Linked DNA regions of Homo sapiens: regions 2 and 3 are each linked to region 1. The links are chromatin loops, found by intact Hi-C in ENCODE. Cell type or tissue: dorsolateral prefrontal cortex. All regions are shown on one strand. Each heading gives the region's core, and the rest is flanking DNA. Links, peaks and the distances in the headings are about the cores only. Region 1 overlaps SWAP70 (switching B cell complex subunit SWAP70). Region 2 overlaps SWAP70 (switching B cell complex subunit SWAP70). Region 3 overlaps SWAP70 (switching B cell complex subunit SWAP70).

Region 1 (10,598 bases), core at 1,700-9,699:
TGTTTTTTTGAGACGGAGTCTCCCTCTGTCGCCCAGGCTGGAGTGCAGTGGCATGATCTTGGCTCACTGCAAGCTCCGCCTCCCGGGTTCACGCCATTCTCCTGCCTCAGCCTCCCGAGTAGCTGGGACTACAGGCGCCCGCCACCACGCCTGGCTAATTTTTTTGTATTTTTAGTGGAGACGGCGTTTCACCGTGTTAGCCAGGATGGTCTCGATCTCCTGACCTCATGATCTGCCCGCCTCAGAAAGAACAGTTTTTAAACACACCAACCAGTGTCCTCTCCCTCCCTCCAAGAGGGAAAGATCAGCTTTCCAATATACAATCAAGCTGGCCTGAGTGGGCCCACTTAGTCCACAACAGGCATTTTATCTTGGCAACAATGCAAACCACAACAAACAAACAAAAAGCCACACGGTTTACTCTGGTGAAAGAAAAACTGAAAGGCATAAAAAGAAAACTAAGGAAAACAGAGGTAAGAAAATTTGAAGGTAACAGCAACAATGAATGAGAAATCATCTTTGTAAGTTCCCGTTTGTGAGCTGACACATCAGCCATGGCTTCCCCACATTCGTGACTCAAACACCAAACATGAGGCCACAGCTAACTTCTTGGGGTCTAAACTCCAAACCCAGTGTTTTCAGGAAATGTCCCTAAACCAAAGTCCATCTCATTATATGAAAATACACATAGATACACCCAACTTTACCCCCCACTGTTTTATTAAATCAGACAGTTTAAAGTGTATGTTCTGGTATTTTTAATTTTCTTACTGGGTCCATTTTACTTAAAAAAAAATATAAAACATTTTTAATGTATCTTAGAAAAATTAGCAAAAAATTGAGAAAGTTGAGCATATTACATTGTACAATGTTTTCATACGAATGTTTTAAAATCATAAATATTTGGTTTCCCCTCAACATAGCACATCACAAAAATACATTTCAAAAACTTTTTTCATATATAATTCCTGTAAATGATCATATCCCTACTTATTAAGGAAAACACCTGATGACAAGCACTCAAACACTCTTGAAATTTTCTGTACAGTAATTACAAAAGTAAAACCAAGAGTTCTGTTGGCCCTTTAACAGGTGAAACCATTTTAAATAGTATCAAAATATAATTCCAAATGGGATATACTTAGTTCATTTCTGTGCTATCTTTGATTCACAAGTATCTATCTTAGCCAAAGCACTGTTTAAAAGGATATTGCCTCCTAGACATAGTGCCACTGAAAACCAAGATGTAAATCGGTAACACTATGCATTAAACAGAAAGCTTTTGCACAACCACATATGTAACCGCTTAGTCGTATCAAGGTCCACATGTGACCAGAAAGCAGGCAGTCCTTAGGTGGATGGCCAGGGGCCAGGCAGTGTGAGGTCTCCAAGAACCCAGGGCTAGAGCAGCTAAGCCCCAGGTCATGTTATCAGCTACAGCTGTGGAATAAGCCAGGTTTAAAGAAGGACATTCTGCAAAAGTGCAGGACCTATTTCACAACTTCTAGAAGTAGAAATTCACATATTCCATCATGATCCTCCCCACCATGCAGAGACTATTTGACTCCTAAGGCCACACTGTTTCCATCCCATAGATTTCACAGAGGTGATTAGGTTCTTTGTAGAATACTTTTTCCTCATTCTGGAATGAGGGATACTGGAGTCTTCTGGTGTAATGTGCAGTCAAACCACAGGAAAGGTTCCATTCCTTACCTAAGTCTCGTTGGTCTAATACACCTGCCAGCTACTGAATAAAATGATAATACTGATAAATGGCTGGGCAGAAATCCAACACCCAAATCAGCTGTCAAATTTCAAAGGCACATGATACAAAAATATTTTAGACAATACACTTTATAAAGGCAACTATAAGAAACCGTTAAAGTTACATTTTTATTAAACAGCCAAAAATCTTAAGACAAATACCTACAGACCATTTCTTCATTGGCAAATATTTTCCAGTCATAAAAGGTGATAATTTATGGGATTATATTCCAGTTTCCTCTCATGTAAATAAATACATACACTGAATCTCTAATACCACTCTCTCTAGATGTATACATCTATTTGGAATTGCTTTCTTAGTATGCACTCAGCAAGCACTAGCATAAGAACACCTGAGGTTCTCTGTCCTCATTTAATACCTGTAAGAGAAAAGGACTTTATTCTACTGAATTCTGCCCTTTTTTTGCAACAACTGAATTATCCCCATATTTATTTACAATTTTAAGCTTGATTGCTGTCCACGGAGTTACTGTTGCTTCTCAATTATAACTAGTGTTAGAAGGCTTGATTTCATAAATGTTCTTTTTAATCCAAAGATAGATCATATATGAAAACCTTCCTCAATACTCCTTTCAAATCAGATGCATATAAACTATGATCCCAATTTCCCTGTTAGACGTATTTCTGTTGGATATTTCCTCCGTTGTCACCACAGAGGAAGGGAAAAAGCAGAAAAGCTGCCCACCTAACAAAGGCTAACATAATGGCTAGGCTAATATATTGACATGCTATCATCTTTATGATGTTTTGAATCTAACTAGCAGACATACAGTCAACTTCCTGTTGACCATGTGCATCTAATCTGCTTTCTTAATTATACAAATAATTTTTATTTCAAATTAGCTTCTTTCTACTACTCAGTATAATCCTCTCACAGCCTGGCATATACTTGGTAGCACATCATTCACTAGAGAGAGTACGAGAGAAAATTAGGTTGACAATATGGGGCAAAGGGGTAGTCTCCTTTAAGGTGAGGGGAAAGGAGATGGGAATGAAACATGCCAAGTGTATGATGGTTAGGGAAAGAAATATCTTAGTAGAAGCTAGAAAACCTCTACTAACAGGATCACATTCCAAAAGGGCAACCAGGAAATGGCAATGACTCCATGACTTCTCTGTCAGAGCACCAATGGTCAAAGGCATTCCATGTCAAGTGTCAGGAAATGGAAAGCGAACCGGCCAATCTAGTTTAACAGCACATACTCGGAAAAGGAAACACGCTGCCAAAGGAAAGAGCTGACATCCAGTCCACAGAGGTTCTGAGTACCCAGTGGCAGTGAGCCCCTCCAAACTCTGCAGAGCTGACTGTGCTGTCTGCACCCTGCCTCATTTGGGGAAGAATCTGAGAGAGCTAAAAGACAAATTTCAGAAGGTGATGTTTTCAAAGAAAGAGTAAACAAACAGCTTGACAATGTTGACTTTTTTTTTCTTTTCAGGTAACCCTTGTTTGCAGGAAGATAAATAAGAAGGCTTCCTTAGGATACTGACCCACTTAGAGAGGCACAGAAGGAAGAAGAGTTAAAAGCAGCAAAGCCGGGTTTTTTTGTTTTGTTTTGTTTTGTTTTGTTTTGAGATGGAGTCTCACTCTGTTGCCCAAGCTGGAGTACAACGGCATGATCTCAGCTCGCTGCAACCTCCGCCTCCCACGTTCAAGTGATTCTCCTGCCTCAGCCTCCCAAGTAGCTGGGATTACAGGCGCCCGCCACCACGCTCAGCTAATTTTTTTTGTATTTTTAGTAGAGACAGGGTTTCACCAGGTTGGCCAGGCTGCTCTTGAACTCCTGACCTCAGGTGATCCACCCGCCTCGGCCTCCCAAAGTGCTGGGATTACAGGCGTGAGCCACCACGCCCGGCCCCCAAAGCTGTTTCTTTTGTCTTTAGCGTAAAGCTCTCCTGCCATGCAGTATCTACATAACTGACGTGACTGCCAGCAAGCTCAGTCACTCCGTGGTCTTTTTCTCTTTCCAGTTCTTCTCTCTCTCTTCAAGTTCTGCCTCAGTGAAAGCTGCAGGTCCCCAGTTAGTGATCAGGTGAGGGTTCTTTGAACCTAAGAGGCAAACATGCTTTAAATACAGGAAGTATTATATTCTTCAGGATACCCCATCATTTTTCTACAGACAAAATAGTAACTTCCCTACTTTATTTCTTCTTTGAGGAACATGCATAAATGTCATACCAGCTAAAACAATTAGAAGATGTATACCAAGGGGATTAACTGGGCCCTCTTACCTATTAGGGGATAAGATTTTCAAGAGAAATTTATCCTGAACAGCTTGGTTTTTTTACATTTGGGCTAAAAAAGTTTCTTTAGTACAATTCAAATACACAAGTGAAACAGAAAAATAAATTTAAAAATAAATATATGGGCAGGGCGTGGTGGCTCACGCCTGTAATTCCAGGACTTTGGGAGGCTGAGGCGGGCGGATCACGAGGTCAGGAGATCAAGACCATCCTGGTTAACACGGTGAAACCCCGTCTCTACTAAAAATACAAAAAATTAGCCGGTCGTGGTGGCGGGCACCTGTAGTCCCAGCTACTTGGGAGGTTAAGGCAGGAGAATGGCATGAACCCAGGAGGCGGAGCTTGCAGTGAGCCAAGATCGCACCACTGCACTCCATCCAGCCTGGGCGACAGAGCGAGACTCCATCTCAAAATAAATAAATTAATTAAATAAAATAAAAATGAAAAATAAAAATAAATATATGATTACTTCATAGAGTCTGTTACCTGGTTCTATCAGTCGAATTAATCCTTCATGATGGGCCACTTTGTCCTTCCAGCTCTTGGTCTTATTAGTTGCCATCTCCAGCTTCTTTTTAACTTCCTGAAACAAAAGTGGATTTTGGACTATGCAGACACACGGGTAGTTTAAGAACCAAATCACAACTATTGGGCCCTTACTATGTATTTGTGAATTATCTCATTAAATCCTCTCATAGCCCATTCTAAGAAGTGGGAACTACTATTACCCCATTGTACAGAGTGAAAACGGGTTCAGAGAAGGTCAGTAACCTGCCGAGAGTCACACAGCAGGAAATGGTAGAGCCAGAATTGGAACCCAGGCTGTCTGATTCCAAAGCCTATTCTTCCACCATCTGCATACGAATTACAATGGGTGTATGGCCCTGTGTGCCAGTTACAGTTTACTGCCTCTCCACTCCAAATCCACCCTGAACTGTCCTGCTGGTGAAACTAAAATAATTCTCCTCACTAGCTGGCAGCATAAAGCTTTGTCAGTAGAGGGTGCTGAAGGGACACGAGGAGGGAGGGACTTTTCTTCTAGGTTCCACTCAGCGGCTCCTGTGGCACTCAGAACACCCACAGTGCTCACCACCAGTGAGTTTCTGTAGCACCTCCCTGTGGGCAGCTTTTGCCGGTGGCCTCCCAGTGAGCTTTGCTGGCACAGCACCTCAACAAACTTTTCTGCCATCTGTGCACCCTCTCCATGGAGGTATGGATCACAACACTGGGGTTAAGGGGCAAGAAGCAAAGAATGCTCTTCCAGATCCACTCCCTCCCTGGTGCTCTGCCTCAGTTTTCGAGGCAGTGGCTGCTCCCTACGTCTGCTGTTCCTGCATTCTCAAAGCCTTCTTTACAACACAGTAGGTAATCTCCTATGACAGTTAATAATGTTTTATATTAAACTTTCCCTGTTCAAATTACTGTGCAGTTTCTGTCTCTGATGGATGTATAATATATCTTATCTCCTGTAAAAACTCCCTCTTTTTTCTTTCTTACAGCTAAGCAAGATTCTTACTACAGCTTCATATTGGCAGCTAAGCAAATAATTCTATTATTGAGAAATGTTTTTCAAAAATTTAAATATACAAGTTTGCAGGGCCAAGTCTCATTACCTCGTACTGCTCAAGTGCTTGCTTCCGTTCTAACTCAAGCTGCTCCAGCTGCTCCATGGCCTCCTGCAGGGCCTGTTCCTTCAGGACACGCTGATTCTCCAACTCCTGCTTCTCCGCCTCGGTTGTCTGAATGGCCTGCTGCTGCTCCAAGTGCCACTTTTCTAGTTCAGCCCTCTTGGAAGACTCTTCCTCCAACAACCTACAATGTGGAGGAAAGCTCCAGATCAAATCCTGCCCAGGTCACCACCCTGACCCAGCAGACGAGGGAAGCATTTTAGACAAGAGAATATTTGAGGTCGTCTAATCCCCCTTTCATTCCACCAGGAGGAAAGCAGGAGCCAGAGAAGCTCATATTCACAAAGCTGGTAAAGCAGCCTATATGTCCTGCTCTAAGCTCTCTCAGTTTCACCCGTTTGTGAAATAAAAAATAACATTTATCCAGAGTTTAATGTGTGCCAGGAACTGGCCTAAGAGTCAAGTGTATTTTCTCAATTAATCCTCACAGTAAATTTAGGTGCTGCTACTCATATTTTAGAGATGGTGCAAGTGAGACACAAAGGTTCAGTGGCCTGTACTAGGATCATCCACCTGCCAGGTGGCAGGGCCAAGATTTGAAGTTTGCCTGGTTGCTACAACATGAAAACATTTTCATCTAGTAAAAACCTGTTACCATGGAAAAAGCTGATAATGAAGATGAAGAAAGGAGTGAACGCAGACAGAATAGAGATACTATTTATTGAACAATTGCTACATGCCAGGCCCTTGCCTCCATTATTGCTAATCCCCTGACAATCCTGAAAGGTATTGTCCCTACATTACAGATGAAGCAATGAAAAACCAAAGGGTTTAAAAGTATGTTGCACAGGTTATAATGGATTTTAACCCAGGTCTGTGTGACTCCAAAATAACAGGAATACCTATCTGGGAATACCCAGCTATGTAGTTGTTTAAATAAACTAACAAACAGCCAAAACCTGCATTAAAGTGTATATAGTGTCGTTCGATGCCAGCCAAGGACAGGATACATATCTAGTGGCTTGAGCAACAATATTATGGTAACAAAGTCAAGTCACATGACTGGTCAGTTACTACTACCTGCCAGCATCTGCTCTTATAAAACTAACAACAAAGGAATAAAGTAACAGACTATACCAACACCAATTTCCAAATTCCCTCTACAACTTCCTGCAAGGTTGTTATTCAACTCAGCTCCAATACTCTAGGTGATGGGCTACCACTCGTTGCCTCACAAATTGGGCCAGTTTATTTATGGGCAGCTTCAATTCTTACGAAGTTTTTTCTTATACTAAGATGAGTTCTCCCATCCACTACCCTAGTTCCACAAAGGAAGTATCTACTCCCTCTTCCCTGTGATAGCCCTTTCGCAACTGGAAGGCAGCTTTGTTGCCTGTTGAGAACATCCTTCTCCAAGAAGACCACCTCCAGCCTTAACTAATGGGACCCAGCTTCCAGACTCAATATCCTTCTTTGGAGACACTGAGGTCTCCTCAGATGTCTCTTGGAGTTTGATGTACACAACAGAACACGACACTACAGATGTGGTCTGACCAGTGCAGAGTTTATTCACTCAGTTGATGTGTATTTTTTATGTGCCTTCTACGTGCTTTTCTAGGCACTGGGGATATAAGAATGAACAAGACTGGATGGGTCTGTTTTTTCATTCTAGTGGTAAAAGTATGGAGGGGGAATGGACATTTCCAGGTGCTTAGGCTGCCCAGCCTCTGAACTCCTTCATGTGTCTAGGGGAACTGCCATAGTAGAAGACTTGATGGAAGGTAGGGCTCATTTCCCGCTATAGAATCCACAGGCCAGACACCTGCCCTCCCACCCCTTGGCAGCTAGGGTATGGTGGAGGCACAAGCTGGGCTTGGCTATGTAGATGCTCCTTCTGGAACTTTGACTCTGAAGCACCTGGCACAAAGAAGCAGAGCCAGTAGAGAATTCATCTTGCCGGTGGCAGTAATATGCAGTGTTGAGTGACAGCAGGAGCGATGGCACTGCTGATGCCTGGTACCAACATGGGCGCCAGCGGCATCCTCACTGGACTCTTCCCATGGCCTGGCTTGGGCTGTAGTTGGGGCTGCTCATCCCCCTGTGATTCCTGCCTGTGTTCAAGGCCTGGTCACCTGCCTTTCTGTGGAACTGGCAAACTATTTAAGAAACTTTCAACAAATTGTTTTATTGCTTTAGCTAATACAAGGTGGTTTCTGTGGTTCGCAAGTAAGACTCCTGACTAAAGACTTCAGTGCCTCACTCTTTTTCTGTGTATCGGCTTCCTCATTTATCAAAAAAGGAATAGAAACTACACCTACCATCAAAGGTTTATTAGTGTATTAAATGCGATAATGCACATAAGGTGTTTACATGCCTACCACACAGCAAGTACTGGTAGGTAACAGCTCATATTATAGAGGGACAATTATCTCATTTGCTCTGGACACTTCACATTCATTAAGGCTGCCTAAGAGTGTATAGGGTTTTGGCAACCACATTTCAGGGAAATGAAACTGTAGAACTTTTCAAATGAATTTCTATAAAGCCAAGTCTCCTGGATCCTGTACTTGTTCTTTTGATATGTTAAATTAGCTTCTTGGTCTAAAATCATCATTCTAGCCTGTCAACATCTTTTTTCTGAATGCTTATTTTTACATTCCACACATTATATATCTTCCCCGTCTGCAAATGAGATAAAGGAACAGAAAGCAACACACTCGGAGTGACTCCCAAATGCTAGGCATTACTCTAAAACACTCTGCATGCATCATTTCATTTCATCCTCACAACAACTGTATAAAGTTGGCCATTCTCTCAAGTTACACAGCTAAAAGTACCAGAGCCAGGAATCAAACCGTGGCCTCATTCCAGAGCCCAGTCTCTAACCTTCAAATATATGAAAAGTATTATATCAAATGTAAGAGGGACTGTTGTTCCATGTGGTCCCATTGGATCCATTCATTCATTCAAAAAAATTTCCCTGGGTACTTACTGTGTGCCAGGTACGAGTTGCTGGGAATACAGACACGACTAAGGTGTACTCCAGGGTGTTACAGATCCAAAGTGGGTAAGAGTTACAACAGGACAGATTATGGCTCAGCCTCAAGAACTTTCCAATAACTCGATTTTTCTTAATTTTTTCTTTTTTGTTTTTTTCTTTTTTGAGACAGGCTGGAGTACAGTGGTGCAATCTCAGCTCACTGCAACCTCTACCTCCTGGATTCAAGTGTCTCAGCCTCCCGAGTAGCTGGGATTATAGGCATGCACCACCACGCCCAGCTAATTTTTGTATTTTTAGTAGAGACAGGGTTTCACCATGCTGGCCAGGCTGGTCTCAAACTCCGAGCCTCAAGGGATCCGCCCGCCTCAGCCTCCCAAAGTGCTGGGATTAGAGCGTGAGCCACCATGTCCGGCCAATAACTTGAGTATTCTACATTTTAAATGAACAGTTTTCTTCTGAGTTCTCATTCAGAAGTGGCTAGATCACCTTCAGGATTACACATAAAAAAATAAACTTCATAGCAGAAAGGGTGACTATAGTCAATCATAATTTAATTGTACATTTAAAACTAACTAAAACAGTATAGTGGACTGTTTGTAAGACTAAGGATAAATGCTTGAGGTGATGGATACCCCATTTACCCTGATGTGATTATTACACATTGTATGCCTGTATCAAAATATCTCATGTACCTCACAAATATAAACACCTACTGTGTACCCACAAAAATTAAAAGTTAATAAAAAACTTCAATCGTAATTTTTAAAATTACAAGATCTGGCCAGGTGCAGTGGCTCAAGCCTGTAATCCCAGCACTTTGGGAGGCCGAGGCGGGTGGATCACGAGGTCAGGAGATCAAGACCATCCCGGCTAACACGGTTAAACCCCGTCTCTACTAAAAATACAAAAAATTAGCTGGGCGTGGTGGCAGGCGCCTGTAGTCCCAGCTGCTCAGGAGGCTGAGGCAGGAGAATGGCTTGAACCTGGGAGGCAGAGCTTGCAGTGAGCCGAGATCACGCCACTACACTCCAGTCTGGGTGACAGAGCGAGACTCCGTCTCAAAAAAAAAAAAAAAATTACAAGATCTACGTGTTTCAAGCTAAAGTTCTTGTCTTTCATTTAAACAATTTACTATAAAAAGTTTCTCTTTTTTTTTAAGACACTGTCTTTTTAAGAGACTGACAGAGAAAGAACTATCCATTAAAAGAATAATGAGATTCCAAATATTCCACGAATGATCGGCTGTTGCTTTAAGAAAGGAGTGAGCAAACAAATTTACAAGAAAAAAAGAAACAACCCCATCAAAAAGTGGGCGAAGGACATGAACAGACACTTCTCAAAAGAAGACATTTATGCAGCCAAAAAACACATGAAAAAATGCTCACCATCACTGGCCATCAGAGAAATGCAAATCAAAACCACAATGAGATACCATCTCACACCAGTTAGAATGGCAATCATTAAAAAGTCAGGAAACAACAGGTGCTAGAGAGGATGTGGAGAAATAGGAACACTTTTACACTGTTGGTGGGACTGTAAACTAGTTCAACCTTTGTGGAAGTCAGTGTGGCGATTCCTCAGGGATCTAGAATTAGAAATACCATTTGACCCAGCCATCCCATTACTGGGTATATACCCAAAGGATTATAAATCATGCTGCTATAAAGACACATGCACAAGTATGTTTATTGCGGCATTATTCACAATAGCAAAGACTTGGAATCAACCCAAATGTCCAACAATGATAGACTGGATGAAGAAAATGTGGCACATATACACCATGGAATACTATGCAGCCATAAAAAAGGATGAGTTCATGTCCTTTGTAGGGACATGGATGAAATTGGAAATCATCATTCTCAGTAAACTATCGCAAGAACAAAAAACCAAACACCGCATATTCTCACTCATAGGTGGGAACTGAACAATGAGAACACTTGGAC
Region 2 (10,598 bases), core at 1,262-9,261, 70 kb after region 1:
TTCCTAACAGTGTCTTAACATTGGCTTCCTGGAGAACCCATGCTGGGACAGATACCTTCTGGCCAAGTCACTCTCCCAAAGGTCTGGCAGTTGGCAGTCTGAATCACCCCCTCCTCTTAGACGTTTTTGGTCCCTGACATACCATTTTCTTTTCTTTTCTTTTCTTTTTCTTCTTTTTTTTTGAGACAGGGTCTTGCTCTGTTACTCAGGCTGGAGTGCAGTAGCTCGATCTGGGCTCACCACAGGCTCGACCTCCTGGGCTCAAGCAATTCTCCCACCTCAGCCACCATCCCCCACCCCTCACCCCCAGCAGCTGGGACTACAGGCACCTGCCATCACACCCAGCTAATTTTTCTATTTTTTGTAGAAACAGGTTTCACCATGTTGTCCAGGCTGGTCTCAAACTCCTGAGCTCAAGCCATCCACCTGCCTCAGCCTCACAAGTGCTGGAATTACAGGCATGCGCCAGCGTACCCAGCCCAGACAGAATAGTTTCTAAGTTCTTCAAAGGTAAATTTATGCAGTCACATCCATCATCCCTCATTCTCCCAATCTGGTCATTTCCCAAAGATCAATTTTCAACCCTCAGTTCTACTTTAATTTCTTCTTAGAAAGTGCTTTTGACCAGGCACAGTGGCTCACACCTATAATCCCAGCACTTTAGGAGGCCAAGGCAGGTGATCACTTCAGGCCAGGAGTTTGAGACCAGCCTGCCAACATGGCAAAAACCCTGTATCTACTAAAAACATAAAAATTAGCTGGGCGTGGTGGCACATGCCTGTAATCCCAGCTACTTGGGAGGCTGAGGCATGAGAATCACTTGAACCCGGGAGGCGGAGGTTGCAGTGCGCACAGATTGTGTCACTGCACTCCTGCGTGGGCAACAGACGAAGACCCTGTCTCAAAAAAAAATAAAAATAAAAATAAAGACAAGACATTCTGTGTTTATGAATCAAAAGACTTAAATTTTTTCAAATTTTATATTTTATAAATCTAAACATTTATAAAAAGAAAAAAGAAAGTGATTTTATTCTGACAACCTTAAGTCATCTCTATTCAAATGATTCATAGATCTCTTTCTGGTCTTAACCTCTCCAGTAAGCTCTGGTTTATATCACTAAACAATACTAGAGATTTCTATTCTAAATCTGCCTCACGTCCAAAAGATCCAAATGAGATCTCATCACTTTTCTCCCCAAAATAGGTTTGCCACCCTGATTCTGACTTTGGTATCACCATTGCCTTAACAAAACTATGGTCTCTTCTTCTATCTCTTTTTCATACAGTTTGTCCACCTTCTGGATCTAATTCAGCCCCAGCCAATGCCAACTCCTGTCTCTACTGCGTGAGCCGCTCTGTCACCTTCAGGCTAACCAAGCAGAGAGTGTGAGGCTGGGGAAACAAGGGCTCCTCCCCTCACCTCCCAGTACAAGGTCCCATTCTCCCCTCTCAGGTCCTGTCAAAGAGTTGCTGCAGAACAACTACTCCTCAGGATATAACCATGGTAAACACATCAAGCTACAAGGTTCAGTTAGAAGGCTAAACCTCAAAGAGCATGTCTGCCACCCTACATTTTACAAATGAGGAAACTGAAGCCCAGCAAAGAGAAGTGATTTCCCATTACCACACAAGTAATGGAGTACAGGTAACTCTCCTTACTCCCCAACTCCTCTCTCTCTCAACACTTTTCATGTTCCTCTAAAGGTTTTACTTTCTGAATCTTTCATCATAGTATTCTCACAGGGGAATTTCATACATCCTTTTCAAGTTAGTGACAAATGTCTCCTCCTCTAGGAAGCATTCTCTGAGCTAACTCCTCATGTCCTCACCCCAAGCTAAATAGGTTCCCTTCCTCTGCATTCTGCCTTCTGTATCTCACTGTATTTGAATTGCCAGTTTGCTCATCTGTATCACTCACAAGATTTTAAGCTCTACAAGGGGAGGGTACATATCTGTTTTAATTTCCATAGCTACCACTACTGACCCACACTCACCAACTTACCCAGACTTCATAGCACCCCACTAACAAGTCCCCCAATCTCCAGCCTCTCACCTTTAGTCATTAAACCTACATCATCAGAATAATTTTAAAACCGTATCTCTGCCATATATCTACCTAAAAACTTTAAATGACTTACCCTCTTTACAGGGTCAATTCTGAACTAATTCTAAGACAGACTGTCAGTCAATAAACATATATTAGCCATATATTCTGTGCAAAAACATTCAATGACATCTAAAATGTAGCCCCATCTCTCTTTAAATCCTAATTCTCCACTATGCTTTAAAACAAACCTTCTACTCCACTCACAGTATTTCCTTTCTGCTCAAATACTCCAAGTTGAGGCTCTTGCTCTTAATTTACAGTGCTACCACCATATTTGTCACCTTTCTGCAATTATACTGGACAAGATCTGCCCCATTCTCTCAAGACCTTGAGAGCTTGTCTGGAGGTTCTAGCAGGTAAGCACAGCTACTCATATACCCTTGACCGAAGACTGGTCCTCCTCTATCGAGGATGGTCGTTCTCTTTGACTGAGCACACAGCATTGGGAGGGACGCACATGGAGTGGTGAGGGAGGAAGGGGACAACCACCTAGCCAGCCAGATCAGCGAAATCAACCCTGGTGATCAATGGGGTGACAGATATCACAGCCAGATCACCCTCACATTCGCCATTCTCTCAAGAAACAGCTGAAGTACTATCTCCTTCATGAAACTTTGTCTGCAACTGTCTATATCCTTTTCTCTATTTGCCATGGAAATATACCACAAACCACATATGAAATTTAGAATTTTTAAAGCCTCATTTTAAAAAAAGTAAAAGGGAATAGGTAATATTAACTTAAATACTATATCCAAAATATTGTAATTTAAACATGTAATCGGTATTTTTAAAAATGCCTGCAATCCCAGCACTTCAGGAGGCTGTGGCGGGTGGATCACCTGAGGTCAGGAGTTCGACACCAGCCTGGCCAACATGGTGAAACCCTTTCTCTACTAAAAACACAAAAATTATCCAGGCGTGGTAGCGGGCACCTGTAATACCAGCTATTCAGGAGGATGAGGCAGGAGAATCACTTGAACCCAGGAGGCGGAGGTTGCAGTGAGCCAAGATCATGCCATTACATTCCAGCCTGGGTGACAAGAGCGAAACTCCATCTCAAAATAAATAAATAAATAACGAGATATGTTACTCTTGTTTTGGTACTAAGTCTTTGAAATCCAATGCATATTTTATACTTAAAGTACATATCAACTCAGGCTCATGAATTTTCAAGCAGTCAACAGCCAAACGTGGCTACTGGCTAACACTGGATGGCACGGCTTAGAGTGGTCATCTTCTACACACTCTAGAACTTGTTTATATATTGCGTCATTGTGGTCATTTCATGTATTATCTTCTTGACTACATCACACAATCCTCAACTTAAGGGACAAGGCTGCATGTTTTTTTCTTCCCAGGGTGCCTAACAAAAAGTGTTCAGTAGCCTGAAACCTTCAAATTCATATAATGTTTTATACATTAGTTTTCTTCAACATCATTGTTTGGTAGAAAATAAGAAAGAATTTCTGCTGTCACATATAAAGGTTGTGAGCTCTATTATAATCTTAAAATATAAAAAGCAGGCCGCGTGCAGTGGCTCATGCCTGTAATCCCAGCACTCTGGAAGGCTGAGGCAGGCAGATCACAAGGTCAGGAGATCAAGACCATCCTGGCTAACATGGTGAAACCCTGTCTCTACTGAAAATACAAAAAAATTTGCCAGGCGTGGTGGCGGGCACCTGTAGTCCCAGCTACTCAGGAGGCTAAGGCAGGAGAATGGTGTGAACTTGGGAGGTGGAGCTTGCAGTGAGCTGAGATCGCACCACCACACTCCAGCCTGGGCAACAGAGCAAGACTCTGTCTCAAAAATAAATAAATACATAAATAAAAATATAAAAAATAAAAAGCAAAGGAAGCTTCCCAAAGTCACCCAGGTAAAGGACCTCAGAATTCCAATGTAGTCTGATCTACTAATTGTCTGCTGTCCTATTACCTAACAGTGTTTCTCAAATCATCACTGAAGACGATCACTGAGACTGGAGTCAGTTGCTCATCAAGCTACAAGGTTCAGTTAGAAGGCTAAATTTCAGGAAAACAGCCAGCTAGCTGAGTATCCATCACCCTAGGAACTGAAAGAATTGATGGAGATGTGCTGCCTGCCAAGGCTGACATGCCCCATCCTTCCAGAGCTGTCTGTAGAGTGGAATGTAATACCTTCCAACACTGTCCATATGACCAGAACAACTTTCATCCTAACTAGCGTCACTTCTGGCTGATACACCATGCCCACATAACACCATTCTCCTCCTTCAAATCAAATGTTGTAAAGCTAATTATTCCTAAAGAAGCAAAAGGTACAGAAAACAGAAGAGTCTTAAGATCAAAAAAATTAGTGTTTCTAATATTGCAGAAATCTCTCCTTAACCGCAAGATCTCCTTATATGAAATTCAAGTATACACACAGATTTCCATTTAAATATCTCTCCCTCAACTGCTGAAAACTGCAGTTTCCAGTAGACACAGATTTTGAGTTTAAAGAAAAGGAACACGAAGGTAGGATGAGAAGAAGGAAATGAAGCAGAAAGTAGAGCAGGAAAAATAGTTTCATGAAACGCAGTCTTGGGGAAGAAAAAGGAAGCTGAGGCAAGGATCTACCTTAGGCTTGTGTTGTGGGAGGGGAACAAGGACATGCCTAAGAGGGACTAAGGAAGCGAGTGAGAGTGCTAATGTGCTAATAATCACCACTGATGGGACTAAGGTTCTATAACCCTCACGGTGGGAAGGAATGAGAAATACCTATTGAGTGATGGCATGCTGAGTACCTGGGAGAAGGTCGCCTAAAGCCTCTTCTGTCTCTAGCTTTGTTACTATGTACCTCTGGGACTGTGATGAGACCCCAAAGGAAATACAAAATGGAGATCAGAGAGGTTAAGAACTCTGAGTCCTAAGATCAGAAATGTACTATTAAGATGGAAGGTCAAATACCAAAAAAAAAAAAAAAAAAAAAGCACCTCAGAGTTTACGTGTTATTTTCGATAAAAGTACATGTATTTCCCAAAAAAAAAAAAAAACATAAAAATGTCCAAGTTATCTCACTGAAAAGTTTCTAGCAAGTAAGGAATAGAAACTAGAAATAATCCAACATTCATTATCCTATTTTAAGATATCTAAATGTGTAATTTTCTCTTTATTTAGAGAGCTGCCCTTACTATTTTATTTTGGTGATATCTACATAAAAAATATTTACAAAGACTTTAGGCTGGGTGCAGTGGCTCATGCCTGTAATCCCAGCACTTTAATAGGCTCACTCAAGACTCTGATCCCCAACCCCATTTTAAAAATTGATTGTTTTTGTTCCTCAATAGAACCTTTTACCATAGAGGTTAGCAGAAACACAACACAAAAGATTAGGAAGGGAATACTATACATGCCAAGTTCACAAAAGAATTAACTACATTTGTATATTGTGTTCCACAAATAAAAACCCTGTCTCATAATTTGCTTCCTTTATATTTTCAACTTACCAATGGCCTGGCTGAATTACCTTTGTAACTAGCAAGTAAAATTTTTTTAGGCTAAATGTCTGTATGGGAACAGAAAACATGGTATGATTCGTAAGATATCCAAACCAATTGTGAGGCAAAAGATAAAAAAACTAAAAAAAGATTTTAGTTGAAAATCTATCATTGAGAAAATACTAAAGATTTAAACTATCCATGTTGTTCATCAAAATTTTTTTCATTTAGATCTACACCAGAGTTGTAAATTCTTTTATTTCAAAAAGGTACAATAAATTTTTTTAAAGCTGTATTTCTAAAAACAACAGGATAAAAATGCACAGACAATGAGTTCATTTCAAGACATTTCCAGTGCTGACATGTAATTCACCCTGCAACCATAACTGCAAAGTAAAGCTATAACAGAGGTTGCAAAAAATATCACTAGATTTTGCTATATTTAAGAGGAAAACATTTACTAAACAATAAGGGTATTAATTTTAAGCTTCATTTTGATCTCTCAAAGGAACAGAAGAAGCTAGAAATAATGGTTACCTCCAGGACAGGGGACTAATATGGGCCAAGGGTTAAGGGAAACTTACTTTTCATTTTTGTAAATACCCTTTAGAATTTTATAAAATTTATATGTGTCTATATGAGATATTAAAAAAGCTTCTTTTTAATATACATGTTTAAATAATAACCTTTTTTCTTAGAATTGTATGTACTGTATTTCTAAGTAACACTGGAGATTTAGCATCTTTCAGCAAAACCACTGAAATTCTAAATAATTTTTTAAAAAAATTGTTAGCACCAGTAGAAGAGAAATAATTATTGCTTCTACTTCAAATAAGATGCCCTATTCCTATTTCCATTATGACTTCTGCAAATTTATACCATAATTTAAAAGTAACAATGTCTGTTTCAGGTGCCACATTAATAAGGTTTATTATTATTAGAGAGTATAGAATCCACATACGAATAGCTCTCATTAAAAAAAAAAAAGAGAGAAATACAGTTGGCCCTCCGTATCCCTCGGTTCTGCATCTGTGTGTTCAAGCAAGTGTGGACTGAAAACATTCCCCTTAAAAACTGCATCTGGGCCAGGCACAGTGGCTCACGCCTGTAATCCCAGCACTTTGGGAGGCCGAGGCAGGCGGATCACGAGGTCAGGAGACCAAGACCATCCTGCCTAACATGGTGACACCCCGTCTCTGCTAAAAAAATACAAAAAAAATTAGCCGGGCGTGGTGGCGGGCGCCTGTAATCCCAGCTACTGAGGAGGCTGAGGCAGGAGAATGGCATAAACCCAGGAGGCGGAGCTTGCAGTAAGCCGAGATTGCGCCACTGCACTCCAGCCTGGGCAACAGAGCAAGACTCCGTCTCAAAAAAAAAAAAAAAAAAACTGCATCTATACTTAACATGGGCAAACTTTTCTTCCTGTCATTATTCCTTAAACAATGTAACTTAACAACTATTTACACAGCATTTATATTGCATTAGGTATTATAAGTAATCTAGAGATAATTTAAAGTATAAAGAAAGATATACATAGGTTATATGCAAATATTATGCCATTTTATATAAGAGTCTTGAGCATCCTACGATTTTGGTATCTGCAGGGAGTCCTGGAACCAATCCCCCAAGGATACCAAGGGACAAACTGTACAAACAAAAGAAGAGCACCAAAACCAAACCAAGGGGGAAAAATGGTGGAAAAAATGTCTAACGTTGAATTCAACTACATTTACTCAGCTACCTATGTGCACCTAGCACCTTCCTATAAAGAAAACCCCTTTCCATCTCTCTCAATACAGTTTTCAGTCTACCATCAGTTAACACAGAATATACTAAAATTGCAATCAAAACAGATAATACAGTCTTAAACTATACGGTTTGTTCTAAGAAAGGACTATTCATGAATACAAGTTTAAAAGCAAGTAGAAAATGTGTTTCTGGAAGTCTGTTTCCCCACTATTAGCCTATTGCTATCTACTTCAGCTGCTGAAAAGCAAGTAAATCTTTGCTTAAGAAAAAGCTCAAAACAATCACTTAGTGTTCCTGGTTAGTTCAGCCTGAAAAACCAAGTAACACCAAATCAACATGACAATCAGTTGTATTTAACAATCCAATTGCAAATCAAGTTAACAGAGCTGATGACTTCTATGAACGTGCACAGGATGGGTGCAGAGATAAAGGCCTACGTACTCTCAACTCAGGTGGGGAGCCAGTCAAGTTACAACTGGAGCCAGAGAGACAGAGCTCCCCGGTAGAAGGTGCACAGATTGCCAGGAAGATGCCCAGTGAGATTACAGGGAATGCAGGAGAAGGAAGGAGAAAAAAAATCAAGGTAAGGAAAGGGAAGCAGACAGAAGTGGTTCCCTTTTTGGGGAGAGGGGTGGTGTGCGGAGGAGGGCTTAAAGATTCGAGAAAACCTACTGACCTGCAATGACCTTATTTATGGCTATAAATATATATAATATATATAAAATATAAAACAGTTGTTTTAACAAGAAAACATTACTGTGACTAGACAACCAGCAAACATCTGTTTCTATTGTAGTTTATGTAAGCCATAAGAGGTCTTTCTCCCTTTCTCCCTTTCCCTCCCTCTGTCCCTCCCTCCTCCCTCCTCTCTCTCTCTCTCTCTCTCTCTCTCTCTCTCTCTCTCTCTCTCTCTCTCTCTCTCTCTCTCTCTCTCTCTCTCGCTCCCTCTCTCTCTCTCTCTCTCTCGCTCCCTCTCTGTTTCTTTCTTTCTTTTTCTTTGGATACAGGGTCTCACTCTGTTTCCCAGGCTGGAGTGCAGTGGCACAATCATAGCTCACTCCAGCCTCCATCTCCTGAGTTCAGGCCATCTCCTGTCTCAGCTACAGAAGGAACTTGGACTACAGGCGTGTGCCACCATACCTCTCTAACTTTTTAAATTTCTTGTCTTACTATGTTGCAAAGGCTGGTCTCAAACTCCTGGGTTCAAGTGATCCATTTGCCTCAATCTCCAAAAGTGCTAGTATTACAGGCATGAGCCACTGCACCTGGCCTAGGAGTGGCTTCTATTTTTTAAATTTAAAATTTTTTTTTTTTTTTTGAGACGGAGTCTCGCTCTGTCGCCCAGGCTGGAGGGCAGTGGCATAATCTCCGCTCACTGCAAGCTCTGCCTCCCGGGTTCACACCATTCTCCTGCCTCAGCCTCCCGAGTAGCTGGGACTACAGCCGCCCGCCACCACGCCCAGCTAATTTCTTTTTTTGTATTTTTGGTAGAGAAGGGGTTTCACCGTGTTAGCCAGGATGGTCTCCATCTCCTGACCTCGTGATCCGCCCACCTCGGCCTCCCAAAGTGCTGGGATTACAGGCATGAGCCACCGCACCCAGCCTATTTATTTATTTTTGAGACAAAGTCTTGCTCTGTCACCCAGGCTGCAATACAGTGGCACTATCTCAGCTCACTGAAACCTCCTCCTCCTGAGTAGCTGGGACCACAGGTGCCCACCACCATGTCCAGCTAATTTTTAAATTTTTTGTAGAGATAAAGTCTCACTATATTTTCCAGGCTGTTTTCAAACTCCTGGCTTCAAGCAATCCTCCTGCCTCAGCTTTCCAAAGTTCTGGGATTATAGTCATGAGCCACTGCACCCAGCTTCCCAAGGGTTTTTTTTAAATCTGTGTTCTATAGTTCGATTTTATTGATAAGTTTGACAAAAGTCTGTCTGCAACATGTGATATTATGAGACAGAGATATACATAGATAAATATATATAGGTTTTCATCCATGGTCCCTGGCTCATAACGCCATAGCCCTTGTTATAATGTTGGGGTGCTTTAGGCCTCAGAAGCAGGTCTCAGAAAACAGAATCTCAGCCAGGTGCAGTGGCTCACACCTGTAATCCCAGCACTTTGGGAGGCCGAGGTGGGCAGATCACTTGAGGTCAGGAGTTTGAGACCAGCCTGGCCAACACGGCGAAACTCGGTCTCTACTAAAAAATACAAAAATTAGCCGGGTATGGTGGCATACACCTGTAACCCCAGCTACTTGGGAGGCTGAGGTAGGAGAATCGCTTGAACCCAGGAGGCAGAGGTTGCAGTGAGCCAAGATCATGCCATTGCACTCCAGCCTGGGCGACAGAGCGGGATTCCATCTCAAACAAACAAACAAACAAACAAACAAATAAATCAATGAAAAAAGAAAACAAATCTCTCTCTCTCTCTCTGACCTTCTGCCCTTTTTTCGCCTGCTCCTTTTTCTCCCCAAGGCAGGCCGTAGAAACTAAAAATATAATCTCATCTCCCCCAACCTTTCTATCTTGGAGCTGGCCATAAAGAAATTCTCTGACCTTCCTTGTCTAATTGAAGGCCACAAGACCTTCATTTCAGAAGGGGTCCTCCCCCATACCCTGGAGGAAGGAAAGCTACACAGAGAGACCAAGAAGAATCTGAACAGACAATCCTTGCTGGATTTTCCCACTCAGTCTATTAATATTAGATCATACCCTTTTTTGTCTAATCACATTTCTACATGGTTGTCTGTACTTTAATCATGACTATCCAATAAAGTCTCCATAAGAGACGGAAGAGGACAGGGTTTGAGGAGCTCCCAGAGAGCTGAACATGTAGAGGCTTAAAGGAAGGTTAATGAGAACTCATTCATGTACCAGGAGGGCAGTGCACCCCAACTCCATGAGGATAGAAGTTCCTCGCCCTGTGTCTCTCTTCATCTGTCTATTTGTATCCTTTAAAATATATTCTGTAATAAATCAGTAAACATGTCACCCTAAGTTCTGTGAGCCACTCTAGCAAAGTAATTGAACCCAAAGACGGGGTCACGGAGAACCCAACTTGAAGCTGGTCCATCAGAAGTTCCAGAGGCCCAGATTTGCAACTGGTAGGAAGGAGGAGGACCGTCTTGTGGGACTGAGCCCTCAAACTGTGCGATCTGACACTCTGTGGGATCTGACACTGTCTCCAGGTAGATAGTGTTGGAATTGAACTGGAGGATACCCAGCTGGTGTCCACTGCAGAACTGATTGCTTACTTGGTGTGTGGGGAGAAACCTCCACACA
Region 3 (10,598 bases), core at 888-8,887, 58 kb after region 1:
GCAAGCTCTACCTCCCGGGTTCAAGCAATTCTCCTGTCTCAGCCTCCTGAGTAGCTGGGATTACAGGAGCATGCCACCACACGTACTAAAAATAATTTTTGTATTTTTAATAGAGATGGGGTTTCATCATATTGGTCAGGTTGGTCTCAAACTCCTGACCTCAGGTGATCTGCCCGCCTCGGCCTCCCAAAGTGCTGGGATTACAGATGTGAGCCACCCTGCCTGGGCATGAATGTATCTTTATAGTAGAATGATTTCTATTCCTTTGGGTATATACCCAGTAATGCAATTGCTGGGTCAAATGGTATTTCTGGTTGTAGATCCTTGAGGAATCGCCACACTGCCTTCCACAATGGTTGAACTAATCTACATTTCCACCAACAGTGTAAAAGCGTTCCTGTTTCTCCACAGCCTCGCCAGCATCTATTGTTTCCTGGCTTTCTAATAATCACCATTCTGACTGGCGTGAGATGGTATCTCATTGTGGTTTTGATTTGTATTTCTCTGATGATCAGTGATGTTGAGCTTTTTCATGTTTGTTGGCCGTGTAAATGTCTTCTTTTGAGAAGTGTCTGTTCATATCCTTTGCCCACTTTTTGATGGGGTTTTTTCTTGTAAATTTGTTTAAGTTCCTTGTAAATTCTGGATATTAGACTTGATTTTTTTAAAGCACCCTGAGAGAGAATAGGTACAGATTAACACAAAACACAGTTCTTAATTTCAAAGAATGAACCAAGTTGGAAAAACATCAAACCAAGTTTAGAAGACAGTGGAGGAGAGGGAAGAATAGGAAGCACTGTCAGTCTCTCATTCTTTCTTCCTTTCTGGTTTATCTAGTGATTCTTTGTACCTCAACTCCTTAGTGAACTCACCAACAGGGGGCTTTTGGGCCCACTTGAAACATGCAAACCAAACAATGCTACACCCAAAAAAAGGTTAGAATCATACCTTTTCCAAAATGAACCTGTTTAAATAAGGCATGTAGCCCTGGTTGGACACTGGACCCTCATCATCATCCCTGAAGTGCTCTTCAAGGGCAACTGGGTCATGAGGAACCTTCAGCACCGTGCACAGGTTATGGGAAAGGACCTGCAAGGGAAAAGAAAATCGTTTAAAGACTCCCACTAACCAGCACATGACACCTTCACCATGAGTACAACATGCTGCTCCCTCTCCTGGGTAGAGAAAGATGGAAAATAAACTAGCAAAAACAGGGTGAGGACTGCTCAGCTGCAAGCCCCTACTTGTAACCTGTTATTCTTTCTCATTCCTTCCCAGGTTTGGTTCACTTAGAACTAGTCTCTATTACATGCCTACTATGAGCCAGGCTCCATGCAAGATCTGTGAATATAATACTCCTGTGGTCTTTTACTAATTTGTCCACATCAGAAAGAAAAGTGGGGTGGGGGGGGAAGTCTAAGAGAATGTGTTCAAAATTAAACTTTTCACCAAGTAGAGCAGAGTCAGCCAATTAGAGCTGTTCAGAGAAAGAACCTGGTATTATTGGGAGGCTGCAGCCAGGGGTTCTGGACAAGGAGGCTGACCTGGGCAAGTCACAACCTCTCCAGGCTTTAGTTTTCTCATTTATTCAATAGAAAGGGCCAAATTAATATACCAAATATTAATTAGGAATCTCTAAGTATCTAAACATTTCTAAAATTCTATGACTAGGCTAAATTTCAGCATGAGTATAAAAGAATATAAATATAAAAAGAGAAAGAAATCAAGGGCCTGGATTAGATTCAGGAAAAAATTAAATAGCAAAAATAGGAGTCGCCAACATGGTTAAAAATATTTTACAGAAAACCTGCATTCCATAGCATAAATACATATAAAGGGCTACTGGTCTTGCAATAACCTAAGTTCACACTTCAAAGTCCAGGTACAGTAGTTAAATGAGCAGTGTGGGCTACCTTAGTATTAATCTTGTTTTACATTAAATGAAAATTTCAAGATAGAACTTAAATCCCTTCCATTTCATTTGTGCTTTCTGAACAGGTCAAATTACATAGCTAAGGCTGTATTTTCTTCAACAGAGAATCTTCCTAGTTGAACCCCAGGTAAAAACGTTCCTTATTTTTCTCAGCCCTAAACATTTAACCTTAAGGAGCCACATTCATCTCAATAAATACTTTCATTTGCATTAAGCGAGTCCCTTTTTCTGCATACACATATTTCAGTTAGGAGTTTTTTTAAGATTAAACATTTTTAATCTATAAAATAATTTGCATATCTTCTTTCTAAATTTGTTTTGTTTCTCAAAGCTTCATTTATGTGGAGATCCTTTTCTACATGCTCTACTGGTTTTAAGGAAGTAAGTTAAGGAAGTAAATTCACAAATGGTTATAAATGCAGTAATGAAGACTACAAAGCAGGCTGTGTTTCTCAAGCAAACCCTGTGTTTGCCAGTAAAGCACATGAAAAGAGTACGGTGGAGCTTTTATTGGAGAATCCTGCACCACAATCAGCAAAATTTTAAAAAGATATTTAATTTATATTAGCCTAGTAAATCCTATATACTAAAGATCAATTTCAAGAATATAAAGAGCTTAATAACTGTAAAATGCTATGGAAATACAAGTATTAAAGAAATGCACACTTCTCAGATCAGGTTCAAATGTCATTCAAATTTTAAAATCATTTGGAACTTTACCCAAGTTAACAATTCCCAACTACTGGTTAAATTAAGGTATATCCATAAAACATAAAAACCATGAGAAAGCTTGCTATGTACGGATATGAAAAGATCTCCAACATAAATTAAGTGAAAAAAACAAGGTACCTAAGAATATGTATGCCATCTTTTGTATAAAAAAGAAAAGGGAGGAAGAAAAGAAATTCTGGAGGGATATATAAGAAACTAGTAACTGTGAAAGGAAGACAAGTTTGATGAGACCAAGGTTAGAAAAAGACTTCACTGTAGCTCTTCTTTGTATTAAGTTTTTTTAAAAAAAATTAACCTACTCAAAAATGTAGTACATATTTTTAAAATTAAATATATATATATATATATATATTTTAAGTGGCCAGCCTAAGATCACATAGATCAATCTATTTATCTTCATAGCCTATACTTTTTCTTCTACATTAACCTGCTGACTAGAAATGAGGTGTAAAAGGAAGACATATTCCACAGCAATGTACCATGACTAATGGATGAGTGAGCTGTAAGGGCAATAAATGAGTTCAGAAAAGGAGAAATAGTATGTGTTACAGTGACTTCACAGAGGAAGTAAAATGTAACTTATGGCTTACAGGATAGGTAAGGATAGCTTTAGGATAGGAATAGAGGCAAATACAAAAATTTCCAGATAGGGGAATAACATGATAAAAGTAGCTGATTAATCCAAAGCCTTCAGGAAACAAAAAACACCATCTCTCCCATACCCACCCTGTTCTCTACCTTAGGGTTTCACAGATCCTCTAACTAAAGCCCTGGCAGGGGCCTTGGATGTCATATTGTCATCCTCATCTTATAAATGGTGACTACAGACTCACAGATATTAAATTTGTTTTTCTTGACTAAAGTTACTGAGAAGAACTGAGACTAGAACTCGGGTTTTGTAATCTCTGGTCCAGCACTCTCCAGTAATAAGAAACATTATGTCTTCAGTTGTCTAAAGTCAACAATGCTCTTTGTACATATAGATGCTTAGTTTGATTAAGTGATCCCACTGCAGAAGATATAGATTTGAACTCAAGATTTCAGCCTTCGACAATTAAACAGCACTCTTGTTAAACACAGGGATGGCTAAATTCAGTGATAATTTTCTTAACCATCTTTACTTAGGCAAACTGTGAGGAAGGCAGCACAGTATACAAGGCACCTGGAAGAGACCTGCGCTCCAATGTCTCTGCATCCTCACTGTCAAATGAGAGTTGGACTTGTTTGTAAAACCCTTAACTATCAACCCAAACTCATTTCATAATTTAGATAAGAAGTCCAGCTTTGTGACAGCTTTTTCACTGTTAGTAAGGTCTATAAAAGGGAAGTCTTCTTCAAAAAATATAACAACAGGCTGGGCATGGTGGCTTATGCCAATAATCCTAGCACTCTGGGGGGCTGAAACAAGAGGATAGCTAGAGCCCAGAAGTTCAATACCAACCTGGACAACATGGCAAAACCCCATCTCTATAGAAAGTACAAAAGCTAGCTGGATGTGGTGGCACATGCCTGTAGTCCCAGCTACCTGGGAGGCTGAGATGGGAGGCTGAGGTGGGAGGATCACCTAAGCCTAGGGAGGTCGAGGCTGCATTGAGCCATGATCATGCCACTGCACTCCAACCTTGGTGACAGAGGGGGTCCCATCTCAAAAATTAATTAATTAATTATAATATATATGTATATATAAAACAACCAACTGAATAAAGCAACAATGAAACAGTATTTCTAAAAGAGGAAAAAATTGTGTACTATCTTTAAAACTTTTTATCAGCAACCTTTCTTTAAAGCTTAGACAGTATCTCAAGTATTTTTTTCTTTTTTAAGATTTATTTGTATTTTTTAAAAATAGAGATGGGGTCTCACTATGTGTGCCCAGGCGGGTCTCAAACTCCTGGGCTCAAGTGATCCTCCCACCTCAGCCTCCCAAAGTGCCAGGATTATACACATGAGCCACCATGCCCAGTCTCAACAAGGTTTTTTGTTTGTTTGTTTTTTGTTTTGAGGCAGAGTCTCACTCTGTCACCCAGGCTGGAGTGCAATGGCATGATCTCAGCAACGTCTGCCTCCTAAGTTCAAGCAATCTTTCCACCTCAGCCTCCCAAGTAGCGGAATTACAGGCACCTGCCACCACACCCAGCTAATTTTTATATTTTTAGTAGAGACAGAGTTTCACCATGTTGGCCAGACTGGTCTCAAACTCCTGACCTCAAGTGATCCACCCACCTTGGCCTGCGTGCTGGGATTAGAGGCGTGAACGACTACACCTTACCAAGGTTTTCTTTTTATAAAAATAAAATATACAAGAAATAAAATTTTTGATGGCCGGAATATAAACTAGTAAAAAGAAGTAAAAGCTCCTCCATAAACTTATACAGCAATTTATGCTTTTTCAAGTAGACTCATACCATCTATTAATTTGTTTTAGCCTCTCCACAGGGAGAATAGATATTATTGCTATTTTACAGACGAAGAGGCTGAGTCAGAGATTAGGAGATGTGTCCCAAATCACAGAGTTTTACGTGTAGCAAAACTGGGATTAGACCCAAGCCTCCCACTCTGGTGTCCTTTCCATGCTTTGCTACCTTCCCTCTGTTTCTGGAAAAACAGATAGCCCTGCCAATACAAAGATGGACACGCCCGTGAGTTGTTTCTAAATTTTAGTGATGTGCTGGTGCTACCCCAGCCCCACCCCATCAGCTCCACAGGGCCCAACAGAGATGACAGGCACTATTCAGCAGAGCCAAGTTAGTGCCAGTGGCAAGGAAGTCCACATACCTAGAAGTCTGGGACCGTTCTCTCTCTGGGAGCCCTCATCTCCCAGCACCCTATCCCTCTGGGGGAATCTGCACTAAGAGGCACTAACCCCTTCTCCAGATGAGGAAGCTGAAAAGCAGATTAAGACAAAAGAATCAGAAAGAGGACTACAAGTTCTTGATTTGTAAAAGGACTGCCCCAAATCATTCTAATCAGGGTGTTTGCAAGTTTCTTGAAAAAGCTGAATTTATCCCGCTTCAAATGCCTGTTCCTCCAAAGGCCATTCTTTCAGCACCCACATAATTGCTAAGCAGCTTTGCTCTCATTCTGCTGATCTGAAGAATAAACTATTGTTACCACAATAACAGATCCATATCCATGCCAGAAACTCATCTCTCCAGTTCCCTCATAGCTGTCTGCAGTTGCCTCTGCAGGGCCTCTGCTGACAAGATGACTAATTAACTGCATGAGCCCTGCTCGTGTGGTCTGTTCCTGTTCAGTGGTTTGCTTGCCATTTACCCCTTTTGAGCATTTTACTCCAGCCATCATGAAAATGAAATCAAGGATGGTGAACAGTGTTTTAACACGAGTAAGTAGTGTTCACCCTCCTTTCTCCAAAGACGTAGAGATTCTAAAAAGTTATTTAAAACGTGCCACCCAGTAACACACTGTTTCCCTTTACAGGATGTGCGTAATGGGCAAGATTCAACACTGAAAAAAAAGCGGAGTGGGGGCAGATTTCTATTCCAAAAGACTTATCTGAACTGACACAATTATAGACTTATAACTCATAATGGGCAATCTTTTTTTAAAACATTAAAATTCCTGTCTGATTTATAAAATTTCAAGCCAATGGCAAATTACCAGAAAATTCTTCCTAACAATGGACCAGCATGACCAATTTCCTACCACAGCTATGCCCTGCCTTAAAAGCATTGTCTACTCTAAGTCCTGCCCATTCCCGCATGGACTCATTTTCCCCTTCCAAACATCTTTTCATCCTGCTTGTCACTGCTTAAGTCTTGCTTGTTTCCTCTTACCTTTAATCTAACCAGCCTCAAAAATCTCAAAGTCATTGTTCACATTGCTCTCAATCCCTAAGTACAATCAGTTACCATCCTAGACACTTACACCAAATCTTCAAGTACCACTAACATCACGTTATCCCCCTGCCTAAAAATCATCAGAAGACTACAGAAGTAAAAGCTAAGGAAATATGTGAGTTGTATATTTAAGTCACTCCACAGGCCAGCCCACTTCACCTTCCTTATTTCTTCCCACCCTCTGCACCAACCATATAAATCCAGCCAAATAAGCTTACTAACTGCATCCCAGGCAACTTGTACCACATCCCTTTCTCCCCTGGGCCCTTGCTCAATTTACCCCTACCTCCTTTCCTGCCTAACAAAAATGGCATCTCTTTCTGAAGCCTTCACCACCCAAACCAAGATGATCTTTCTTCACTCTGTTTCCCAAGCAGTACCTCTTGTGCTAACTACCACACATGATTTCTCTCTCCTGTAAGACTGTACATTTCTGAAAGGCCCATATCTTATACAACATTGCATGCCCATGGCACCTGGCATGCTGCCCAGAATCCAGAAGACTTTCAATAACTGCTAAGTGAATTCTTTCTAAAAATTCTCTTAACACTAAAGCCGTGATACTTTAATATTAACAATAATCTTAGAAAATATACTATTTCTATCTCCTCACTTCACAGATAAAAAGACTGTGGCCTGAGACTTGGCCTAAGTCACACAATAATTAGCAACAAAGTAGGGACTAGAACTCAAATCTCTTAGCTCTCTGTCCCACAGTGATGCCCTGTGCTGGAAACATTTCTCTTCTGCCTAGTCACATCCTTCAAGATTGGGTCATTCATAAACTCTAGGAAATCTTTATGGATTACCACCCTGCCCCATGAACTCCTATTCAGCATTTAACTATGTTCTGTTTCAGATACTAATGGTATCTCAAATATCTAACTTATCAAATATCCTCCCTTATTGAAGGGAGGAAATAAATATTTTCCTTCTGCATCCTTCAGTGACTAGCATAGGGCTAAGCGAAGATTCAGTAAGAGCAGAACACTTACAGACAGATTAAGGAAAAGTAACTCAAAGTCATCTGTTGGAATGCTGTCCACAGAATATATGCCACTGATGTCATACAGCATGGATGGCACTGGATTACACTCTAACTGAACCACCTTTTTAAAGTTATTTTGGATAACTTACCAACTTACCCCTCTTCAGAAACTAAACAGAAAATACTGGTAAATTTGACCACAGAAAAATGCTTATATTTTCTTTTAAAAAGAAAGAAACCATAAAAAAACAAAAAAGGCAAATAGCTCCAATATTCAAATCATTCTTGTGGACACGAATAGAAAATTCACAAAAGAAACTAATCACTAATAAATAGAGGATACCTTTCAAGTTCAGGTGGAACTCCTGGGACCTTTAACTTTTGGATTGTATGGCTAAGGCATAATGTTGTTTGTTGTGTATTATATTTGGTATAACTTTTCTTACTGTTTCTCTACTAAGAATGCCTTTAAATATGGTTATTGTGATACTTTTTTACAAGGAAACTATATTTGAGCAGTTCCAAATTGTACATACTGTATGAACCTTGTCCTCTGAATGGGTTCCTTATTTCTACACGGAATTGCGTAGCTTGCAGTATCATGTAACTAAAGATTAAACCTCACCTTTTACTTCAAAAATAGGCAAATAAAATATAGGAAAAGATGCTTAATCTTGCTAGTAATCAAAAGAATGCACATTAAAAGAGCTACTACTTTTTGCCTAAGTAATACCTGGTGTTTGAGGAGATATAAGGGAGTAAAGACTACCAATATCCAACACTGCAGAAGGTACAGAGCAGGTTTTTCTCAACTTCAGTACTACTGACATTTTTGGCTGAATAATTATTTGTTTGGGGGACAGGGCAGGTAACCTACGCATTGTACAATGTATAGCAGTATCCTGGGTTAAAAACATTTAAAACATCTCAAATACCTGTGAATAGGAAATGGTTAAATAAAGCATGATGCATCAACACAATGAAAGAGTTCACAGTCATTATAAAGGATGGTGTCTGTATCTATATGCATTTATACAGAAAGATGACCCTAACACAATGCTTAAGAAGAGACTACAGGCCAGGCACAGTGGCTCTCACCTGTAATCCCAGCACTGAGGGAGGCCAAGGGAGGAGGATCACTTGAGCCCAGGAGTTCAAGACCAGCCTGGGCAACAAAGTAAGACCCTATCTCTACAAAAAATACAAAAATTAGCTGTGAGCCTGTGGTCCCAGCTACTAGGGAGGCTAAGGTAGGAGAATCAAATGAGCCCAGGAGGTTGAGGCTGCAGTGAGTCGTGATGGTGCCGCTGTACTCCAGCTCTGGCAACTGAGCGAGAACCTGTCTCACAAAAATAAATAAATAAATAAATAAATAAATAAGAAAATAAAAGAGGATACGAAAGGATACAGAATATGACCCTATTTATACAAAAGGACATATATGTCTGTGTATTTACATATGTGTATATGCATGTGTGTACATGATGGGGGAAGGGAGAAAGAGAGATATATAAGAAAGATATTCACTGAAAAGTTAATTACAACCTGCCTTTGGTGGTAGAATTTGAATGTTTTACTTTGGACTCTGTACTTTAATACATTGTTTGAGTATTCTATGTATTACCTTTCAATCAGAAAATGAAGCTTTTATCTTTTAATATTTTATATATTTTAAATAGAAAATTAAAAAATTAAGTAGGGTGGAGGGCTTGCTATGGTCTGAATGTGTCCCCCAAAATTCATATGTTGAAACTTAATCTCCAATGTGTCAGTATTAAGAGGTGAGGCCTCGCCGGGAGCAATGGCTCACGCCTGTAATCCCAGCACTTTGGGAGGAGGCCAAGGAAGGTAGATCACGAGATCAGGAGATCGAGGCCATCCTGGCCAACATGGTGAAACCCCATCTCTACTAAAAATACAAAAATTAGCCGGGCGTGGTGGTGTGTGCCTGTAGTCCCAGCTACTCGGGAAGCTGAGGCAGGAGAATTGCTTGAACCAGGGAGTCAGAGATTGCAGTGAGCAGAAATCACACCACTGTACTCCAGCCTGGGTGACAGAGCAAGACAAGACTCCGTCTCAAAAAAAAAAGAGGTGAGGCCTTTAGGTGGTGATTAAGTCAAGAGAGCGGAACTCTCGCAAATGGGATCAATGACCTTATAAAAGAGGTTGAAGGGAGAGAGTTCCCTAGTCTCTTTTGCCCTTCTGCCATGTGAGGATACAGCAACAAGGAACCATCTTGGGAGCAGACAGCAAGCCATCACCAGACACTCAATCTGCTAGCATCTTGATCTTGGACTTTCCAGTATCCAGAACTGTGATAAATAAATTTATATTATTTATAAATTACCTAGTCTGTGGTATTTTGCTGCAGTATCAGGACTAGGTGAAACAAGGCTCCTGCTAGAAAGCACCAGTAAAATTAGAAAATGAAAAGATCATTGTAGAACTATAAAGTTGATAAAATTAACTCCTCTGAGCCACCCACAAAGCATGCTTTCCCATACCTCTTTAAAAAGCCACCCTATGGAGGTTGTGGCAGGCCGAGATGGTGCTACTGCACTCCAGCCTCGGCACAGAGCGAGACTCCATCTCAAAAAAAAAAAAAAAGAAAGTCACCCTAATGGACAACAAAGTCCCCCAATTTGGGACAGCCTCCTGAGAGTCCAGCCCCCCAGTGAAATATTGCACAAATGTCTTTTAAGAAGGTAAATGATTTGTGAGGAGATTTAACTCCAGCAAGCTTCTTTATCTTTCTCACTACTCTGTAAGTTCCTTAAAGAGAGAGTCTGTATTTTAGCCATCTGTGCAATACGTATTTTAGCCATCTGTGAATACCAAAACCTAATGAAGTACCTAATGAGAGAGCTGTTCAACAAATGTTTGCTAAATTAGTCCCATTTAAGAATTTCCAAGAATTTTTTTCTTTTTTTAAATTTCATTTTGCTACTTTACCATCTTCATCTAGATCTGGGTCTTTGCATTTATTTTACTATACTACCATGTTTCTAGAAGAATTTTTAATTGGAATCTCTAGTTCAGATCACTTTCAGAGTGAAAAACAATGCCTCCATTAGTTCTTAACACCACC

The links. Hi-C counts contacts between places; a loop is a spot of excess contacts. Peaks named below come from ENCODE experiments on the same cell type or tissue, not always from the same donor. Only the 100,000 strongest peaks of a DNase experiment are listed, where the experiment ranks them.
Region 2: a loop joins it to region 1, with 3 times the contacts of the local background. A loop is called at or near these places in 25 of 110 quality-filtered maps.
Region 3: a loop joins it to region 1, with 2.1 times the contacts of the local background. A loop is called at or near these places in 7 of 110 quality-filtered maps.

What each region holds. Positions count from the first base shown.
Region 1 is chr11:9,743,098-9,753,695 of GRCh38, reverse strand. It overlaps SWAP70 (switching B cell complex subunit SWAP70), which reads right to left. Exons shown (of 12, transcript NM_015055.4): 10 at 5,640-5,838; 11 at 4,513-4,609; 12 at 703-3,832. The coding sequence ends at 3,726. Among named protein-coding and RNA genes, the nearest start is that of SBF2-AS1, 9.9 kb to the left of the region's middle. RefSeq lists a silencer at 7,988-8,037 and an enhancer at 8,228-8,277. In dorsolateral prefrontal cortex, for the core only: a CTCF peak has its summit at 5,043 (motif pointing right); a DNase peak (open chromatin) is centred at 5,085; H3K27ac peaks cover 1,945 bases.
Region 2 is chr11:9,673,000-9,683,597 of GRCh38, reverse strand. The region is part of intron 1 of SWAP70 (switching B cell complex subunit SWAP70); the gene reads right to left. It also overlaps the pseudogene RN7SKP50. Among named protein-coding and RNA genes, the nearest start is that of SWAP70, 14 kb to the right of the region's middle. RefSeq lists enhancers at 4,547-5,086, 7,258-7,792. In dorsolateral prefrontal cortex, for the core only: no CTCF peak of the experiment used is centred there; no DNase peak of the experiment used is centred there.
Region 3 is chr11:9,684,637-9,695,234 of GRCh38, reverse strand. It overlaps SWAP70 (switching B cell complex subunit SWAP70), which reads right to left. Exons shown (of 12, transcript NM_015055.4): 2 at 949-1,089. Among named protein-coding and RNA genes, the nearest start is that of SWAP70, 26 kb to the right of the region's middle. In dorsolateral prefrontal cortex, for the core only: no CTCF peak of the experiment used is centred there; DNase peaks (open chromatin) are centred at 5,857 and 6,986; H3K4me3 peaks cover 1,516 bases; H3K27ac peaks cover 7,351 bases.